Linked DNA regions of Homo sapiens: all the other regions are linked to region 1. The links are chromatin contacts, found by Hi-C or POLR2A ChIA-PET in ENCODE. All regions are on one chromosome and are shown on one strand. Each heading gives the region's core, a stretch centred on a gene start or an enhancer-like site at or near the end of the contact. The rest is flanking DNA. Distances are from core to core; before and after follow the strand shown. Region 1 holds the start of LINC01668 (long intergenic non-protein coding RNA 1668). Region 2 holds the start of NDUFV3 (NADH:ubiquinone oxidoreductase subunit V3). Region 3 overlaps PDE9A (phosphodiesterase 9A). Region 4 overlaps WDR4 (WDR4 tRNA N7-guanosine methyltransferase non-catalytic subunit).

Evidence for each region. Hi-C counts contacts between places; a loop is a spot of excess contacts on that map. ChIA-PET counts read pairs that join two places held with the same protein, here RNA polymerase II (POLR2A). Pooled maps may share reads with other maps.
Region 2: a loop to region 1 is called in a pooled map, with 2.5 times the contacts of the local background. The contact joins the promoter of NDUFV3 here to the promoter of LINC01668 in region 1. A Hi-C loop is called at or near these places in 4 of 50 pooled maps. POLR2A ChIA-PET finds 5 or more read pairs at or near these places in 2 of 52 experiments (CD4-positive, alpha-beta T cell and Panc1).
Region 3: a loop to region 1 is called in a map of CD4-positive, alpha-beta T cell, with 4 times the contacts of the local background. The contact joins the enhancer-like site here to the promoter of LINC01668 in region 1. A Hi-C loop is called at or near these places in 6 of 168 maps with a recorded cell type or tissue (CD4-positive, alpha-beta T cell, CD4-positive, alpha-beta memory T cell, heart right ventricle and 3 more) and 9 of 50 pooled maps. POLR2A ChIA-PET finds 5 or more read pairs at or near these places in 11 of 52 experiments (CD4-positive, alpha-beta T cell, CD4-positive, alpha-beta memory T cell, CD8-positive, alpha-beta T cell and 7 more).
Region 4: a map of adrenal gland shows a loop between it and region 1 (2.7-fold over the local background). The contact joins the enhancer-like site here to the promoter of LINC01668 in region 1. A Hi-C loop is called at or near these places in 1 of 168 maps with a recorded cell type or tissue (adrenal gland). POLR2A ChIA-PET finds 5 or more read pairs at or near these places in 2 of 52 experiments (H1 and SK-N-SH).

The regions. Positions count from the first base shown.
Region 1 is chr21:42,777,416-42,782,375 of GRCh38, reverse strand. LINC01668 (long intergenic non-protein coding RNA 1668) reads left to right here and starts at 2,382. Exons shown (of 3, transcript NR_135517.1): 1 at 2,382-2,494; 2 at 4,059-4,279; 3 at 4,379-4,557. RefSeq lists enhancers at 714-1,437, 1,925-2,874, 3,826-4,775, 4,821-4,890 and silencers at 3,917-3,966, 3,997-4,046, 4,067-4,126.
Region 2 is chr21:42,890,918-42,895,877 of GRCh38, reverse strand. NDUFV3 (NADH:ubiquinone oxidoreductase subunit V3) reads right to left here and starts at 2,569. Exons shown (of 4, transcript NM_021075.4): 1 at 2,497-2,569. The coding sequence starts at 2,544. It also overlaps a transcript of WDR4 not described here. RefSeq lists silencers at 2,193-2,442, 2,783-3,082.
Region 3 is chr21:42,681,881-42,686,840 of GRCh38, reverse strand. PDE9A (phosphodiesterase 9A) reads right to left here. Exons shown (of 20, transcript NM_002606.3): 2 at 579-649. Among named protein-coding and RNA genes, the nearest start is that of PDE9A, 31 kb to the right of the region's middle. Within about 2 kb of position 2,365, at least 3 of the 41 ENCODE cell types and tissues checked have a DNase peak (open chromatin) inside an H3K27ac peak, as active enhancers do; they include CD4-positive, alpha-beta T cell, where a contact is called at or near this core.
Region 4 is chr21:42,854,253-42,859,212 of GRCh38, reverse strand. WDR4 (WDR4 tRNA N7-guanosine methyltransferase non-catalytic subunit) reads left to right here. Exons shown (of 11, transcript NM_018669.6): 7 at 3,433-3,531; 8 at 4,587-4,651. Among named protein-coding and RNA genes, the nearest start is that of WDR4, 23 kb to the left of the region's middle. Within about 2 kb of position 3,528, at least 2 of the 41 ENCODE cell types and tissues checked have a DNase peak (open chromatin) inside an H3K27ac peak, as active enhancers do.

The DNA of each region.
Region 1 (4,960 bases), core at 1,133-3,632:
GGGCAGATGGCAGCACCCAGGAGGCCATCGAGCGCGCACCCTACGCCTTGCACCAGAAACACACAGCTTGGCAAAACAGACCTGGCAACCAGAACAGGCCTACAGAATCAGAATCTCAGGGCTGGGGCGTGTCTCAGTGTCCACAGACGGCCTGAGGACCAGCCAGGCTCAGAAACTCCTGACCCAGTGCAGCTGCTCCTGGGACTAACAGAGGAAAAGCTCAAGGTCATGCAGGCAGGGAAGGGAGAGGAGAGAGGAGAGGGAGAGAAGGAAAGAGAGGGAAGGGAGTGAGGGGAGGGAGGGGAGAAAGGAGAGGCAGGGGAGGGAAGGGAGGCAGAGGAGGGAGGGGAGGGAGGGGAGTAAGAGGAGGGAGAGGAGGAAGGGGAGAGGGGAGGGAGGGGAGGGACGGGAAAGAGGGGAGGGAGGAGAGGCAGGGGAGGGAGGGGAGGCAGGCGAGGCAGGACTGACAACAGAGAACCTTGGCCCCTTTGGCCACCCATGCTCCTGCCATGGGAGCTGCCTGTGTGCAGGCGCTGACTGCCAGGCACGGCTTCTTGGAGCAAGAGAAGTCCCCTGAATATGTCCCTGGCTTTCTAGGGTTTCGCAGGAGTGGCCATGGCGGTATCTGGGCTCAAATCTGGCTGCCTCCGGCTCGCGGAAAACAGTGTCTGCTGTCTGGGGAGCCTGTTCCTGGTGAAGACAGGAGGATAATGGGATGCGCTGTTCCATTGCCAACAGTGTTTTTCTTCGAGAAGGGGAAAGGACATGGTACTGATTGAGAACTTCTGGGAACCTCGGGGCAGGTGAGCAGAGTGGGAGGAGCTTGCTGGCAGCAGCGCCTGTTTCCCACCCGGCTGGCCGCAGACCTGGCGCTCAGTGTGGCTCCCGCTCCCACGGGATGTATCGAAGGAGGCGGCTCAGAGGCAGAAGCTGCGTCGCCTTCGCAGCCGCGCGTGCATGAGATTCAGGGTCCGGCCCCCGCAGAATTACACCGGCGTGAACCCGGCTCATCGTGAGCTTCTGAGGCAACACTTGTGTTTAGTATTTTCCATGATATGATGTCTGCAAATACATTCCCATGAGAGGGAGCGTCGGACTGTCCCGTCCCCATGTCGAGCAGGAAGGAACCAGAATTAAGAGGAGGGTGTCCAAGGCGGCAGCTCACCTTGTTTTCCAGCTTCTCAGAAACGCTGAGAAAAAACGAACATCTCTTTGCAGCGGATGGAAGATTGTATAGTCTTGCTGTCCCAAATTCTTTGGCTAAACCACCAGATTTTAAATATCTGCTAGCAAAATATATTAGAAAAGTTAGGATTAACCGGAAAAAAACCAGTACTCTTATGTATTTTCACTTGTAACCAGGCAGCTTAACTTCAAAATGCATCTTAACTTTTTTTCCCCTTTCTCTTGGATTTTAAGATATAACCTTGAAGCGAACTGCAGAAGCCTTTTCCCTTAGCCTTAAAGTAGGCTTCACGTCCCCGCCTTTCTCACTGTCTATACCCGCTTCACAGTTCTCTAACTGTATGTGCGCATCTCATTATGCACGCATCTCATTATGCACCTTCTTAGACGTTCCAGGGGCTAATCTTGAGACAGACCAAGCCTGGAGATCAAGCTGCAAAGTGCCACAGATGACATCAAGGTGGCTAGTTCACCACCTGGCCACTGTTGAGGTGATGCCAGCCTGAGACCCAGGTGGATGGGGACCCAAGACAGCCACTCGAGACACACAGACATTGTACCCCACCCAATTCTCGTATTTCTTCCTTATCACGTTTTCCTTTCTTTCTTTTTGAGACAGAGTCTCGCTCTGTCGCTCAGGCTGGAGTGCAGTGGTGCAATCTCAGCTCACTGCAACCTCCGCCTCCCAGGCTCAAGAGATTCTCCCACCTCTGCCTCCCCAGTAGCTGGGATTACAGGCACCTGCCATCATGCCCAGCTAATTTTTTTTTTTTTTGGTAGGGACGGGGTTTCACCATGTTGACCAGGCTGGCCATGAACTCCTGACTTCAGGTGATCCACTCACCTTGGCCTCCCAAAGTGCTGGGATTACAGGCATGAGCCACCATGCCCGGCCAAGTTTTCCTTTCTTAAACCCCTGCCTTCCTCCCCAAAATTGAAGTGGTTGCCATGGATGGCTATCTGGCCACTTCCCCTTTACTAGTTTTGGTTAATAAAATCAATTTCTTTCTTTCCTTTTTTTTTTTCAGATGGAGTCTCACTCTGTTGCCCAGGCTGGAGTGCAAGAAAGAAAGGAGGAAGAAAAGAAAGAAAGAGATGACATTTCTGACTCTCTAGTTCTTATCTTCTTTTTTTCCTTAGAGAGAGCGAGAGAGAGAGAGAGAGATCATGCTATGCTGGCGCAGTCAACCCAAGCTCAAGCTGTCTCCAGCACTGCTTGTGAGCCGGGCCCACGTTGCTGCCCAGGGACTCGGTGGTGAGGGAGGTGTGATGTGTGAGTCTGCTGGGGCAGCCCTAGCGAGGCACACAGGTGTGTGTGTGTGTGAGCTTGGCGGGGGGCTTAAACGACAGACACTTACCTCTCAAAGTCTGAGACAAGTGTTGGCAGGGCTGGCTTCTGCTGAGTCCCCACTCCTCTGTGTGTCAGGGTCTGTCCTTCCCTGGCGCCCTTCATGTGCATCTGTGCCCCGACCTCCTCTTCTTGTAAGACTCAGTCAAAGTGGCTCAGGGCCCACCCCAGTCAGCTCATGTTATCTTAACCACCTTTTAAAGGCACTGTCTCCAAATACGGTACTGGGAGGCACCAGGTTGGGCTTGGACGTAAGTTTTGGGGAGAGAATTCAGCCCATAACAACGTGACTCACCCCCACAGGCCCTGGACCCTGCCTGAGGCCGTGTTTCTGCCAGGGCACCGGCCCCAGCTCCCAGGAATCTGGGGACCCCTGACCCTCACGTTCCCCTGCAGCAGGGCAGGGAGTCCCAGGGTGGGGGCTGGGAAGACCTGCCTGAGGACTCAGGGAGACTGGAACCCTAGCACCTTGCTGGGCCCCTTTTGGCTACCAACAGAGAACAGTCCCCTCCCAAATTCAGAGAGACGATGTTATCTGTCCCTTAGACAGACTACGGTGAAAGCCTTTGGACTGAGATTTTTATTTTATTTATTTATTTATTTATTTTTTATTTTTTTTTTATTGATCATTCTTGGGTGTTTCTCGCAGAGGGGGATTTGGCAGGGTCATAGGACAATAGTGGAGGGAAGGTCAGCAGATAAACAAGTGAACAAAGGTCTCTGGTTTTCCTAGGCAGAGGACCCTGCGGCCTTCCGCAGTGTTTGTGTCCCTGGGTACTTGAGATTAGGGAGTGGTGATGACTCTTAACGCGCATGCTGCCTTCAAGCATCTGTTTAACAAAGCACATCTTGCACCGCCCTTAATCCATTCAACCCTGAGTGGACACAGCACATGTTTCAGAGAACACAGGGTTGGGGGTAAGGTCACAGATCAACAGGATCCCAAGGCAGAAGAATTTTTCTTAGTACAGAACAAAATGAAAAGTCTCCCATGTCTACTTCTATCCACACAGACCCGGCAACCATCCGATTTCTCAATTTTTTCCCCACCCTTCCCGCCTTTCTATTCCACAAAACCGCCATTGTCATCATGGCCCATCCCCAATGAGCCGCTGGGCACACCTCCCAGACGGGGTCGTGGCCGGGCAGAGGGGCTCCTCACTTCCCAGTAGGGGCGGCCGGGCAGAAGCGCCCCTCACCTCCTGGATGGGGCGGCTGGCCGGGCGGGGGGCTGACCCCCCCACCTCCCTCCCAGACGGGGCGGCTGGCCGGGCGGGGGCTGACCCCCCCACCTCCCTCCCAGACGGGGCGGCTGGCCGGGCAGGGGGCTGACCCCCCCCACTGGACTGAGATTTTTAAACCTCCCTCATAGCCACAGTGGAGGAGCTGTGGACAGAGTACAGCCTTGTCCGGGCACTGCCCGTCGTCTCCTGGCTCAGGGGGATCTAGCCCCAGCCACTGCCACTAGAGTGGAATGAGGTTTCCTGTGGGATCGGACGAGGGGGTGACTGCTTTCCTGTTCCAGAGGCCACCTGGGAACCGACGGTGTCCACTGATGGACGTTTTCCTGGGCTGAAGTATTTCAGATGCCCAGTGTACTCCCAGCCCTCACAGCGGTCAGTTCTGCTTCACGGGTTTCCCACATGATTTGGCTAAGACGTCAGCCGGCAAAGACGCTTGGGTTGGCTTTAGACATTACGAATAAAAGGAAGCTGCGGGAGGCGGTCAAAGTCTGAGACATGACAGGTGACACAGGAGGGGACGGGAGGGGGGATTCGGCCGCGGGGACCCCATCCAGGATTCCAGTAGCAGACATTCCTCTTTCCTTCTTTTATTACCCACAAGGTCAAAGCTGAAATCACAGGGGGCTGCGTTGCCTTTTGATGGGAGAGCCAGAGGCTGCATTCCGAAGATTGCACGATGCCAGCTCCCAACTGCGAGGGGGCAGATTTGTTGGAATTTCTCAAATCCAGTCTTTGATACATGCGTTGTTCCTTCAATTGCTAATAAACGGTCTTGGGGAGAAAAAAGTGGAAAACAGCATCTTCCTGTCCTCTCAGAGGAGCACAGGTGATGATGGCCTCCCAGGACGGTGCTAGGCTGTGCACAGGCTGGCCCTCCCTTTGTGAACTTTCTGTTCTTTCTGGCGACATGCTTGCTGTGTGCTGGGAGCTCACCGTGGAAAGCCCCAGGCATTGCTGCTCCTGTCTCCTGACGTGCATGTGGCTCAGCTGTAAACATCTTTACCCTTCATGCTGACTTAATACTGATTGTCGGGTGAGAGTTCACTTGGAAACACATCATCCTAGGTGGAGATGGTGCCGCTCACCCCAGAGGGGCGTCTTGTTCAGTGGGTTGTGCTCATGGGGGTGGGACCCTGTGTCTGCACACTCACTCCCTATGCTGGGCATGCCCCCAGGCCTGGGG
Region 2 (4,960 bases), core at 1,320-3,819, 110 kb before region 1:
ATGGTTATTACAGTTTTCATAATGTATGTATATTATGGACATTTTGTAAAATACAAAAAGGCTGCAAGAAGAAAACACCCGAGTTCAAGGACAATCACTATTAATATTTGGTTTAATAAAACTTCAACCAGACGTTCTCCAGTGCATTTTTTTTGTAGTCTCCAATTATTTATTAACCTACAAAATACCACGTTTCTTCTTTTTTCTTTTCTTTTTTTTTTTTTTGGAGACAGGGTCTCACTCTGACTCCCAGGCTGGAGTGCAGTGGCTCAATCTTGGCTCACTGCAACCTCCGCCTCCTGGGTTCCAGCGATTCTCTTGCCTCAGCCTCCCAAGTAGCTGGAATTACAGGTGTGCACCACCGCACCTGGCTAATGTTTTTGTATTTTGTTTTTTGAGATGGAGTCTTGCTCTGTCACCCTGGCTGGAGCACAGTGGCGCAACCTCGGCTCACTACAATCTCCGCCTCGTGGGTTCAAGCAATTCTCCTGTCTCAGCCACCCAAGTAGCTGGGATTACAGGCATGCATCACCATGCCCGGCCAAGTTTTTGTATTTAGTAGAGACGGGGTTTCACCATGTTGATCAGGTTGGTCTCGAGTTCCTGGCCTCAGGTTATCCACCCACCTTGGCTTCTCAAAGTACTGGCATTACAGGTGTGAGCTACCGCGCTTGGCTCTTCTTGTATTTTTAGTAGAGATGGGGTTTCACCATGTTGGTCTCGAATGCCTGACCTCAAATGATCCACCTGTCTTGGCCTCCCAAAGTACTGGGATTACAGGCATGAGCCACCTGCCAGGCCCTATGTTTCTTTCTGTAAAATGTTTTCTTATCCTTAGAAAATAGAGTAGAAGAAATACTATCTGGCCACTAAAATGATGTAGGTATATAAAAACTGCTTCAAAAGTGTCTACAATATAAATGTGATATTTTATATTATGCCAACTCACTCAGCATATACTCACTAAGGCCTATTAAGTGCTAGACAGTACAATGTTCTAGATGCTGGATACAGAACAGAGGTGCCTGTATGTGCACATATAAACATGAAAACGTGTATGTTCATGATTGTAAGCATGAGTACATGTGCTTATGTGAACATATAAAAGCTGATAGAAATCGTTAGGAACTAGATGCTTGAAGGAGTAATGGTAGACTGTCAATGAATTTCCCTATCTGTACTTTTAAATTATTCTGCAGGCTGAGGCACGAGAGTCGCTTAATCCCAGGGGGCAGAAGTTGCAGGGAGTTGAGATGGTGCCATTGCACTCCAGCCTGGGCCTGGGCAACAGAGTGAGGCTCTGTCTCAAAAAAAAATATATATATATTATATATTATATTATGATATATATTATATATAATATATAAATATATATTATATATTATATAAATATATAAATATATAATATATATTTATATAAACATATTATATATATTATATAATATATATTTATATAATATATTATATATTATATAAATATATAATATATATTTACATATTATATAAATATATATATAATATATATTTATATATAATATATATAATATGTATTTATATATATATATACACACACGCATATATATTCTGCAGGGAATAGTTACTGCTTTTGTAATAACAGCCATTTTAAAATTTGTAAGAGAGTGAAGTGGTCTTAGCCTTATTTTATTTATTTATTTATTCTGTCCCCCAGGCTGGAGTGCAGTGGTATGATCTCGGCTCACTGCAACCTCCGCGTCCCGGGTTCATGGGATCCTCCCACCTCAGCCTCCCGAGTAGCTGGGATTACAGGAATGCACCACCACGCCAGACTAATTTTTTGTATTTTTTAGAGACGGGGTTTCGACATGTTGGCCAGGCTAGTCTCGAACTCCTGAACTCAAGCGATCCGCCTGGCTCGGCCTTCCAAAGTACTGGGATTACAGGCAAAATCCCAAAGTGTCCGCGCCCGGCCTTGGCCTTAGCTTTTTATTTGCCGAAAAGAAAGCCCTTCTTCTCCTTTTCACAGGTCAGGTCATGTCAGCTGGCTTCTCAACGGCTGTCAGTAAGTTACCAAGTTAACCAGGTCCCTGAAAGTTCCCTCATTTCCTCTCTTGGCTAAATGGAGAAGTCACTGTCCTTCAGAGAAGCCGTGCGGGAGCCGCACAGCGGCTGACCCCAGCCGCGCGGCAGCATCACCTGGGAACGTCCACCCGAGTCTGCCGCCCAGGCATGCAGCCCTCGGGAGCGCCCGTCGGCACGGGGCACGCCAGCCTCGGCCTGGGCCTCGGGCAGCGGCGGCGGCGGACCGGCTCGGGGGAACCGCGGGACGCTCGCTGGCCACATCCGGGCCTGGCCCCGTGGCGGTCAGTCCTGGGCCCAGGGAGCGGGGTCAGCGGCCCAACTAGGACGGCTAGAGGTCGCGGACAGGCCCGGACCTGACCAGCACCGCGCCCCCTCACCCCATCCCCTACGTAGGCTCGGGGCCGCGCAGCCAGCCCAGGCTGGCTCCTCCTTTACCTTCAGCGCCCCGGCTCGTCCTTGCCGCAGCAAACACGGGGCAGCCATGGCGGTGACAGCGGGCGCACCAAGCAGGGCCACAGCAGCTGCGCGCGCACCCGCGCCTGAACAGCCGCCCCTTGGGCCGACTGCGCCAATTACAGGCCAGCTGGGGGCGGAGCAGAGGCCGTGGGTCTGCGCGCGCATCCCCAGTAGGGCTAAGTGCCTCCCTTGGGGCCACGCCCCGGATCGGGACCACCAATCACAGGCAGCAGCGTGAGGGACACGTCACCGGCTGGTGCCGATCCCTGTGCCCTGCGGGCGCCTGGGCGCTGTGGCGGGGGCGCGGCGGAGACCTGCGGGGGCTGCTGGGCACCCCTCTCAGGCGTCTGCGCTGGGCCGGCTTGCATGTCCACCCGAACGCTTCGCACTTCTTTGCCCTTGTCCTCGCAGCCTTAAATCTGCGACCTTCCCTGGGGGCACAGTCTGGTCCTACTTGATTGATAGTTCTGTGTTTTGAGAGGTTTTAAAGCTCTTCAGCTCGGGACCTCGGCGCCCACACCACGCGCCCAGCTCCCTCACCCTCTGTCGGCAACGCGGCCACCACTGCTCACTGCCCCTCCTGCATGGCCCCTGCCAACGCTAATACCAGAGTTAGGCCGATTGGAAATGGAAGCTTTGTTTCACCTAAATGTTTATTTAGCAAAGAGTTCGTCCCCAACGTTAGTCGTAATTGTGGAGTCGGTGTAATTAGTTATTAGCTTCTTTCTCTGCCTCTTCTCTGCCTTCCGCCGCGTGCCCAGAGCCCCATTCGCATTTCATCGGAGATGGACGTGCCACCTTCAGCTTCCACAGGGGAAGAGGCCCTGCCACAGTCATTTAAATGGATTGTGTAGGGATTCCTGACACAGCTAGCGATTCATTGAGGTGGCAAGATAAACTGGCGGAATGAGGCCTTTATCAAAGGCCTTTATCAAAGAGGAGTCTGCTATCAAGTAAATGCAAGGGCATCTGCCACCATCCACCCTGGGAGGCAAAAAGAATAACCTTAGATCTTAGGATAATCATGAGAAGGGATCCTTTGTCCCTAAAGGGAGAAAAAAAAATGCCAAAAGATTTTTTTTTTGTTTAAATTTTTTTTTTTTTTTTGAGACGGAGTCTTGCTCTGTAGCCCAGGCTGGCGTGCAGTGGCGCCATCTTGGCTCATTGCAAGCTCCGCCTCCCGGGTTCACGCCATTCTCTTGCCTCAGCCTCCCGAGTAGCTGGGACTACAGGCACCCGCCACCACGCCCGGCTAAATTTTTGTAATTTTTAGTAGAGACAGGGTTTCACCGTGTTAGCCAGGATGGTCTCCATCTCCTGACCTCGTGATCCACCCGTCTCGGCCTCCCAAAGCCCTGGGATTACAGGTGTGAGCCACTGTGCCTGGCCTAAATTTTTTTTTTTGAGACAGAGTCTTGCTCTGTTGCCCAGGCTGGAGTACAGTGGCACAATCTAGGCTCACTGCAAGCTCCACTTCCTAGGTTCAAGCGATTCTCCTCCCTCAGCCTCCTGAGTAGCTGGGACAACAGGCATGAGCCACCACGCCCGGCTAATTTTTGTATTTTTAGTAGCGACGGGGTTTCACCATGTTGGCCAGACTGGTCTCGAACTCCTGACCTCAAATGATCGCCCGCCTCGGCCTCCCAAAGTGCTGGGGTTACAGGCGTGAGCCACTACACCCGGCCAGATTTTTTTTTTCTTCACCACTAGGCTCATTCTGTTGTGTCCAGGGAAAAGGTCATGCTCGCCTTTGTGAGGTGTGCTTAATAATTCACAGCTTAGTAACAAATTTGGGGATCCTGATCTGGAATTGGAAGATCCACGTCACCCTCCTTCATGGACCTGGAGCTCCCCACTTCCACACCACCACCAGCGGGCACATGCGGCAGATGTTGACATCTTGCTGGAGTTGCAACACTCAAGAAGAAACAAAAAGAAAAGACCTCCTCTGGCGTGGTCACCGGCCAGGTTGGTAAAGGTGGGGTACCTATGGTTGAGGGGGCATGAACCATCTTGATTTTTTTTTTTTTTTTGAGACAGAATCTCACTCTGTTGCCCAGGCTAGAGTGCAGTGGCGCAGGGGCAATCTCGGCTTACTGCAACCTCCGCCTCCTGGGTTCAAGTGATTCTCTTGCCTCAGCCTCCCCAGTAGCTGGGATTACAGGCGCCGCCACCATGCCCATCTAATTTTTGTATTTTTAGTAGAGATAGTGTTTCACCATGTTGGTCAGGCTGGTTTGTAACTCTTGACCTCAAGTGATCTGCCTGCATCGGCCTCCCAAAGTGCTGGGATTACAGCCATGAGCCACTATGCTTAGCCATCTTGATGGTTTTTGAAGGAAGTGATTAGGGCCTCGAAAGGTAACTAGGGCAACCATGTGTGAGGCCAGTGCCTAAGACTAGAGGGAGCAGGAAGGCTGGGAAGCCTATGCAGCCTGGTTGG
Region 3 (4,960 bases), core at 1,116-3,615, 96 kb after region 1:
CTCTTTTTTATTTATTTATTTATTTTGAGGCGGAGTCTCGCTCTGTTGCCCAGGCTGGAGTGCAATGGCATGATCTCAGCTCACTACAACCTCTGCCTCCAGGGTTCAAGCCATTCTCCTGCCTCAGCCTCCCAAGCAGCTGGGATGACAGGTGCTCGCCACCACGCCCGGCTAATTTTTGTATTTTTAGTAGAGACAAGATTTCACCATGTTGGCCAGGCTGGTCTCGAACTCCTGACCTCAGGTGATCTGCCCACCTCGGCCTCTCAAAGTGTTGGGATTACAGGTGTGAGACACCACGCCCGGCAGAAAAACCCACACTCTTAGGAGGGCGGTTCTGTTTAATTCAGCCCGACGGTTTCCTCCTTGTGGACACAGCCATCACCTGTGGAGGCAGAGAGGCCCGGAGGGCGGCTGAGCCTCCCTCGGGATTCTGCGCATTGATTGATTTCGAAGAGCCCCTTGTAGAAGGCCGGTGCCTCGGGCCCTTCAGCGCCTCTTCCCGCCCCTCCCAGCCATCCCGAAAAGGCGAGGAGGCCGCGTGGCGTCACCGGGCAGAGCCCGCAGCGCGCACTCACCGAGGCAGGCCGGTGGCGATGCAGAACAGGTCCATGATGTCGCTGGAGTTGCAGTACTTGCTGAAGATTACCTGCAAAACAGAAGCGCGGTGAGGCGGCAGCGAGGGCGGCGGGTCTCCCTGGAGACGTCAGACGCCACGTGCTTCCGCTTCGGCTCCAAACTGAAGGTTCGTTTTGAAAAGAAAAGCTGTAACTCTACGCACGGGAATGTCACAGGCTCATCTTTTCATTTGGTTGATGCATACGGGTGGTGAAAAATGTCATTGTCGTGTTCAGTGGAAAGAGTTGTGAAAAATACAGCGATGCCCCCTTGCCCACACGCCTGTCCGTGACATGGTTATGGTGAAGGCGCATCCCTCGGAAGGGGCCAGGCAGGACTGACCACCTGGGGTCAACACTGTCGCTTGGCACCGGGTCTTCAAGTATCTCATGGGGGCTATTCTGTAAATAAAATAAAATTCAAGTTCATTAACTTCAAAAGAAAAAAGAAAAAAAGGCCGGGCGCGGTGGCTCACGCCTGTAATCCCAGCACTTTGGGAGGCAGAGGCGGGTGGATCACCTGAGATCAGGAGTTCCAGACCATCCTGGCCAACATGGTGAAACCCCGTCTCTACTAAAAATACAAAAAATTAGCCGGGCGTGGTGGCAGGTGCCTGTAATCCCAGCTACTCGGGAGGCTGAGCCGGGAGAATCGCTTGAGCCAGGGAGACGGAGGTTGCAGTGAACCGAGATCGCACCATTGCACTCCAGCCTGGGCAACAAGAGTGAAACTCCGTCTCAAAAAAAAAAAAAAAAGACTGCCTTTCGGTATTTGGGGACTGAGGGACTGAGGCTGAATGACGAAGTCGAAGAGGGGAATCACATCACAACAGAACCGTTGAGGATCCTGGGCGCCCGCGGTGAAACTGGCGCCTGCAGAGAAACACCACCTACGCGCGGGATGGCCGCGCTCGCTCCCCAGTGCCGCCGGGGCTGTGGTGGAAGCGCCGGGTTAGCATCCGCATCTTCTGTCCAAGGGGTCCCGGCCATGAGTCTCGGCTCTCAGGGAGGGGGTATTTCGAGCTCGGTGAGGGTGGGGCTTCTCCAGGGCTGGACAGAGCGCGGAACGGGCCACGCCGAGGCCCCGCCTTCATCGCAGAGGATGCCTCCCTGGACAGTTTCCCCGGCTCCTGGCTGCCAACGCAGCTTTTCTTTCCAGCACAAGTCCCCGGTGTGGGGGAAACGCAGGCCTAGGAAGATGGTTATTTTTCGGTGCCCAGCGCACCATTTTTTTTTTTTTTAAGCTAAGATTAGTTTTCTTTTTTCTTTACTTGGAAACAGTGAAATATAGAAAACAGATTTTTTTTTTCTGTGACTAACACCATTTCCTGTGGGCTGCTGAACTGGCAACAATAAGACAGTAAACAGCACCTCTCCTTGCCCGTTATCCCCACTGGTATTTGCCCCAGGGGTAACGGTCGGTCAAAGGTGGCCTGTGTCATTGCGTGGTTCCTGACGTCTGTGGCATCGGCTGTGTCCCTGGCTGCCTATGCAGCTTGGTCCTGGCCCTGCTCGCACGGGTGCAGTAGCCCCTTCAGCAGCCCCCACTTTGGCCTCACCCCATTTCCCCCACATCCTCCTTTGCAGGACTCTGCTGGCTCCTCCCAGAGCTCCCTCCTCTGAGATGTGCTTCTCCTCCTGTGTCCTGGTTCCTGGCCTCGCCTGCAGAGGCTGCTTCTCCCAACCCCACTGCCGAGGAGTCCTGCACTTGGCCGGGTGCCAGGCCCTCACTTCTACCATGGCACCATCCTCAGCCCTAGTCACAGTTCACGCTGCGGCCTCCCAGGCTATGCCCGTGGAGTTGTGGCGTGGCAGAGCCTGGGCTGGGGTCGTGGCCATTTTCCCACCAAGACAGGACAAAAAGCGGTTCCCATGTGGGCCCCTGTGTAACTCACTTCCTTCCGGTGTGGCGGACTTACTTTGGGGGTCTACAGAACCCCAGTCTGCAGAGGGCAGGGGTGGAAGAAGAGGAAGGCAAGGAGGGCTCTTTCTTTGAACATTCTGGATCTGCAGCTTCTGGAGAAGCAGGATGTGGTTTGCAAGAGGCTTGCTGAGGAGGTTGGTGTCTTCAAAGCGTGCTTCTGGCCCCGGCTGAGGGATTCCCACGCAGTGGGTCCGGGTTGGGCCCTAGGAATCTGCGTTTGACTTCTATTGGGTTTCTTGGATTAGAAGCCACTGCTCAAAGATGTGTTTCTACAGTGTCTCCCTCAGATGAGCGGGGTGGTCCTGCAGAAGGCGGGGGGCCCTGTGGTCCCTGTGTTCCAACCTGGGTGGCCGCAGCAAATGACGCCTTTATAAAGTCCTCGCCCCACCCCGCCCCACTGGGTGCTTCTCCTCCTGGGCACAAAGGGCACCACATCCTGTCCCAGCCCCTCAGAGTGCACGGGGGATGATCTTGGAGTTAAATTCTCTCCAGACACATCTGGCAAGACCGACTCAAATCATGGCTCCTTGGGCTGGCTTGAAGGGGGTGCACCTACCAGCAAGACCTCAAAAGGCGAGGGGAGGGCGATTACGGAATCGCAGTCTCTTGGGACTGGGCAGGCTCGTCTGACTTTACTCAGAAGGGAAGTGGCTTTGCCAAGGGCAACAGGCTCATGGGCCTGGGGCTTCTCCATCTCAGGAGCATGGGGCCAGGTCGTGAGGCCAGGCAGCCCAGGCGGCCCCGGAGGCCTGGGGGGATCCTTGACTGCTTCTTACTCCTGGGACTCTCAACTCAACTTCTTTGAACCTAAATTTCCTCTGCTATAAAATGGACCAAAAAAGGGGTAGCTGTCATCTACAGAAGCTTTTACTCCAATGCCCCCTGGAAGGTTCTGCACCAGGCTGGAGGCCAGAGCTCGTGATTCAATGCAGAAGCTTCGAGCCCCATGGAAAAGGACCGCAGTAAGCACCTCCGATGACTGACCCCCAAGCACAGACTCCTGGGGACAGCTTCTGATGGCCTCGCTCAGATGATATTCAGACCCTGCCAGTGGGCTGCCCAGGGCTTCCAGGGCTCTTTTCAGTTGAGGAACAGCTGGCTTCATGAGGCTGCAGCCCAGGAGCCAGTGGAGAATCAGTTACGGAGCACTGAGTGGAATGAGTGAGGAACGCTTTACTTTTTGGCATCATGCGTGTCGTTGTACTGTTGGACTTTCCGGCTCTGTTATGAAGCCCTTTCCCTGTCTTCTTAAGCTATCAGTCACCTTTAACGACCTAGATTTTTTGTAAACTGAAATGAGTAATTCTTAAGTGATATCTGATTTTCACCATCTGCTCTCCTTCCTCCCCAAATGCAAACTTTTATGAAGGCTTTACTTTTGGTGGCAATATCTGCAAAGGTTCCGGAAGGATCTGTCCTCCTCCTTGCCAGGATAAAATTGGGGAAGGTTTATGCAACCGAGCCTAAGCCTGAGAGACGTGCGTGAGAACGACGCTCATTTGCTGGGCTGTGACCGCTCTTGAGGGGCCGAGGGTGACTGTGCAACGTCCATGCCCACAAAGTCCCCTGGGGGAGGGTAGGGGCTCTCAGGGTCACAGCCTCCAAGATGGGAAAAAAGGCTCTACTCTGGCAGGCCAGGGTTTTGGAATATCGTGGGGGCCTTGAGAAGAGAGGGGTTCATCAAATTTATAAGTACTGCCGGTGAAATCTGGAGGAGAGCTTTTTATGCTTGGCTTCCTAACCTTAGGATAGCAAACAACAGAGGCTTTTGCTTCTGATATCTTCTGAGGTCTTCCAGCAAAACAAACTGAAAAAGGCCTGTTTGGTATGGTGGCACTCTTGCCACCTCTATGCAAGCAAGGATGCCACACCTAGGGGGACCAGCCTTATTCTGCCATCCAGAATAATCTCTCTTTGAGATTATGTTGGAAAAAAGGTGGGGAGGCTGTCAGGAAATTTGGAATAAGCACAAAAGTTGGCACTGGCTGTCTCCACTGGAGAATATAGCTGCATCCGTTTGTAAGTCCATTTCAACATTGCTTCACTCCTTATACATTTAGGGTTCTTGGATTTCTCTTTTGAACTGGTCGTACCTTCTTACCAGTTCCCATTCGATTCATCAGTTCAGTAAAAATGTTTGACACACGGTCATTTTAGATCTGGATGAGAGTCATGACTTCAGCTTTTGCTGTTCATTAGTCTCCAGCGGCGCCAAAGTGGGTGCGAGTTTGGGCATGAGGCGTGAGCCCTAGGGATGGGGGCTTGGACAGCCGCGCTCTTCGCTGGTGTCAGAAGCACCCAGCCTGATGCTGCTCCTGACTGTGGGAGGCCAGCCCGGCTGCAGCTTCAGACCACGGGAGGACCCCTAGGCTGCCTCGTCAGGAGGCCATAGGGCTTCCTGACCACATGCTGAAGAATT
Region 4 (4,960 bases), core at 2,279-4,778, 76 kb before region 1:
TCAAACTCCTGGGCTCAAGCGATCTGCCTCCTTGGCCTCCCAAGTAGCTGGGACCACAGGCTCGAGCGCCCGCACCCGGGTTACCACAGTGCATTTTTGCTTGTTGGGTACAGCTTCTGTGTCCCAGCAATTGGGTCCTGGAAGCCTTACAGTTTAGTGATGAGAGACGTGTTTTCTCTAAGGAATGTGTTAGAAGGATTGTTAGTGATTTTGCCAAAGTGAGGGCCTTGGATTCCTCACAGGGTCTGATTCTGTCCTCTTGCGGAATTGTTGCCCGCACACCACCACCTTCCTCTTCGCTGTCCTTCCCTGTGTTGTCTGTGTTGGTCCTTTGTGTGGTGTGGCAGGATGGCTGATGGACCTTCTGGCCGCTTCTATGTTTCTTCTCTGATTGGGCTTCATTCACAGCCTCCTGTTCCTGCTCTTCAAATTAACACACAGCCACGCGACCTGAGAGAAGAAGAAAAGTGTGGCCATAATCTCCAGAGGGTCAGGGTCAGGGTCAGGCTTCGTCAGCGGTTTGTTGTGCACCTTCCAGTCTTTTTCATAATATGAGGAAAATCTTCCACGGGCAGAGAAGCCTCCCCAGGCCCCATCTGTCCCTCATGGCTTACTGCTTTGTTTGAGTGGAACACGTCATCTGGTAGCTGCCAAAAGGCGCGAGGAGGGTCAGTGTTTTCTGACTTTGCTTTTCTGGAAATACCTTTAATCTCCTTTGAGGCCTGGTTGTTAGTTTGGCGTAGAAGTCCTGGTTGAAACGGTTTCCCTCGGAGCTTGGGAGGCCTTGCACAGTGTGCTCTCCAGCTGGTTGCTCCTGTGGGTTTTCCCGCGCGCTTCCTGTAGAAACCTGCAGCTGTCTGCCGTGGGTCCGTGGGGTGACAGCTGGGCTCTCCTTCTGCCTGGAGGACTTTCTCTGCTCCAGTGTGCGATGTGAAAGCCACTGAGGTGACTTGGTGGGCCCCAGAGGGGAGTTGGCCACACAGCCAGTGATTTTCAGTGTCCTCCGACCTGGGGCATTTTCTTACATGATTACCTTCTGTTCTCTACCCCTGCCTCTTGCTCACTTTTTCTAAAGCTTGTGTTAGTTGAACCACTTTAATGCTCTGATTCTTATTTTTTTTGAGACAGAGTCTTGCTCTGTCTCCCAGTCTGGAGTGCAGTGGCGTGATCTCGGTTCACTGCAGCCTCTGCCTCCCGGGCTCAAGCAATCCTCCCACCTCAGGCCTCCCGAGTAGCTAGTATTACAGGCACACACCACCATGCCCCGCTAATTTTTTATACTTTTGTAGTGATGGGGTTTTGCCAGCTTGGCCAGGCTGGTCTCAAACTTTTGACCTCAAGCGATCCACCCACTTCCGCCCACTGGGATTATAGGCGAGAGCCACCATGCTGGGCCATAATTCTCTGTTTTTTTTTCTTTCCTGTTCAATCTCGTATTTCTACTCCTTTAGGAATAGTCTTACTTCTTGGGAGATTGCCTCAACTTTACTTTCCAGCCTTCTGTGGAGACTTGAGTTTTATTAGGATTATTTTGAATCTTTAGTTCTTTCTTGCCCTCGGCACGTTCTTTTTTGCAGCCACCCATTCTCGGATAGTGCACGTGTCTCTTATCTCACTGAGATGAGCGTGGACTTTTCTTTCTTCAATTTCTTCCTGGCCTTGTGTTTGATTGCCTTCTCTGGAGTGTGTTGTCTGCCTTTCTCATTGGAGGTTTTCCTCGGATGTCTGGCGATGCCATCTGCCTGTGTGTGATGGGAGTCAGCACCAGCCGGCCTCAGAGGCTGGGTGTGTGCACCCAGGGTGGGGCCCGAGGGGCTTCAGAGCAGGTGTCTGTGGGCAGCAGCCCCTTGCCTGTGGACTCCGTAGAACGTGTGGGTCAGTCGGTCTCTTCTGGGTGGTCAGTGTCCCGGCCTTCACTCTTGCCCAGGTCTGTCCCCTGGGGCTCTGGGAGGTGAGTGCGAAGGGGCTAGGTGACTCTCTTCTCAGTGAGTATTTGGCATCCCCGAGACAGGGGCCCCTCGGCTCCGTTTCCCCAGAGCCTTCTGCTGGCCTGGAGTTTGGGGCTGAGGATGCATCAGGGAGGTCCCGTTTCTCTTTGTAAAGACATTTGACAGCTCCCCTCACCACCTTGGTCTTCAGGCTGCCTGGCCCGGTTTGGTCTTTGGCAGGTCCTGGCACCTCTCGGGCTTCTCTGTGGCTGGTGCATTTGTTCCCTGGCCTCCAGCCCCCAGGTTTCCTTGCTGTCTCTCCGCGGCTGCCTTCTCTTCTTGCCTGTTGTCTTTGTCTTAGTGGGTTCATGGTTATTAAACATCTTTTTCTTGTCTTCGTAGAGAGGTTTGGGGGTGAGTGAAATGCCTGTAGATGTGTGTGTTGGTCTCCATGTTTATCTGCCACATTTGTAGAAAGGTGTGTGTGTGTGCGTGTGTATGTGCATGCGTGTGTGTGTGCATTCATACATCCACTCTTACCTCGGCACCCAGAGGATATGCATCTACTGTTAGCTGTTTGGGGTATTTACTTTTCATCTTTTTCATTTAGTCATTTAAAAATACTTACAAATAGTGCACAGACACTCTCTCATTAGATTTAATGAGTATTGATTTATTTCTCTCCACTGAATTAGTGCTGTAATGAATTTTTTTTAAGCCAGGTATGGTGGCTCATGCCTGTAGTCCCAGCTACTCGGAGGCTGAGGCGGGAGGATTGCCTGGGCCTGGGAGTCAGAGGCTGCAGTGAGCCAGGAGCAAGCCTGTGAATAGCCACTGCAGTGCAGTGGGCAGTGTGGAATAGACCCCATTTCAATTAAACAACAAAAAAATAACAACAGATAAAACCAAGAAAAAAAAGAGAAACGCTTTTTTCCATTGATGATGGTTTTAGAGCGTGGAGCCTCTTGGTTCCTGTGTCGGCTTCCTGAAGGGTTGTACCAGTTGTCGTGGGACGGTTGCTGATGGCCATGTCCTTCCTGTCATTCTTAGTGAAGTGGAGCAGTGGCCACGAGCTCATGAGCCCACACGTGTCTCCCCGTGGGAATGCATGATTGCTGAAGTGTCTGCGCAGACCTGTGTGCATGCCCGTGTCTATGCCCGGCCCGGGCACAGCAGATGTGGTCTGGCCTCCTGGCGGATGACAACCTGGCCATCTAGCGGCCTTGGCTTATTTTGCTAGGATCTGCCTCATTGGCTTTGTCATCTGCCTGGGCATATTGGCACTCGAGAAACAGGGAATCGGTCACCTTCCGTTCCCCACCGTTGTCCTTGATGATTTGCATGAGCGATTTACACAGTCAGAGCAGAGAGCCTTTAATTCCTGAGGGTGGGTGGCATGGCTGTCACGGAGTGGAACCCCGACCACACGCAGCTGTCCTCTCTGTCACCCTACCTGACGGAAGCCCCACAACCATGTGCTAACCTGTGTGTTTGGTTTGTGCAGGACGGCACCCTGAGGCTCTGGGAGTACAGGAGCGGCCGCCAGCTGCACTGCTGTCACCTGGCCAGTCTGCAGGAGCTGGTGGACCCCCAGGCCCCCCAGGTAGCTGCTTCTGTTCACTCCTGGGCGACTGAGTGCTTGTAGACACCGGCAGTCGCCTGACTTGAGTGGAAAAGTCACTTCGCCGTTGGAAACGTTTGCTCTCAATGCCAGACTTCCTCCTGTGTGAGGGAAATCTCGTATTTCAAATTCTGAAGGTGGCTCGTCATGTCAGTGGGAAATAATTTGTCTCCCTGTTGCATGCAAACAGTTAATGTACAGGAAGGCCTCTAATCCTGCTCTGAAGTGGAAGGAATGGAGGTGCTTGAGCATGCACCTTTGTGGGTCTGCCAGCCAGGTGGGGCAGGGGTGGGGCCAGGCCCACTCCAGCATTCTCCGGCCAGCTTGGAGCAATCTCATGACACCCTGAAAGCCCAGGCCTTGGCAAAGTTTCCCGCCAAACGGTCTGTTCCATTTCCTAGAGAACTGTGTGGTGTGGCCTCTGCCCCCTGCCAGGCAGCTGTGTAAGAGAGGACCAGGCCTTTTCCTTCATGCTTCACGTGGACTCAGGTTCCTGGAAGTTTCCTTCATTTAAAAAAAATTTTTTTTTTTTTTTTGAGATGGAGTCCCACTCTTGCCCAGGCTGGAGTGCAGTGGTGCTATCTCGACTCACAGCAACCTCCGCCTCAGGCTCCTGAGTAGCTGGGATTAAAGGCGTGAGCCACTGTGCACGGCCTCTTCTTCATTTTTAATATTTCCTCTGCCAGGAACTGTGGGAGCTCACAGGGCAGTTGTATGTGTAGCTCTCATCTCTTCCTTTCCCCTGTGTCCTCCGCTCCCTCTTCTCCTCACTGTCTGACCTATCTTGTTGGCTTTGGAGGCTGTCGCAGGCCCTGCAGGGAGTGCCAGAACCACTGGGGGGCTTTTGTCATCTGCTTGGGAAACAGGGAATCAGCTACCCTCCTTTCCCCACTGATTCCAGAATGTTCCAGTGCTGTTTCCTCTTCCTTGATATGTGGGGGCGTGAGCGTCCTTCGGTCTTGCTCTTGTTGGATCAGAGCGCCCGGCGTCGGGCCCCTGCAGGTGGCGTGAAGTTAATGGGCTTCTTCTCCTTTTAGAAGTTTGCCGCGTCCAGGATTGCATTCTGGTGCCAGGAGAACTGCGTGGCGCTCCTGTGCGACGGGTAAGCTGCGGCGGCACCTCTATGGCCTCCGGTTCTGCAGACCTGCAGGGGGAAGAGTTAGCGGGTTGGCCACTGGCCCACGTCCTCAATGAAGAGGTCCTGAACGGTGGTGGTATTGGTCTAGCACCTCCCTCTGAGAATGTCACTTTTGATGACTGCTGCTGCATGAGGGTGAGGGCTCCTCTCAGCCAGCGCTCTTCAACCTGACGTTGAACTCCCCTGGCGTAAAGAGCACCAGCAGCCTCTGCCTGGCCTTCTGAGATGACAGACTTTCCCCTGGGCCAGTCGTGGTGGCATCACCTCACTCCC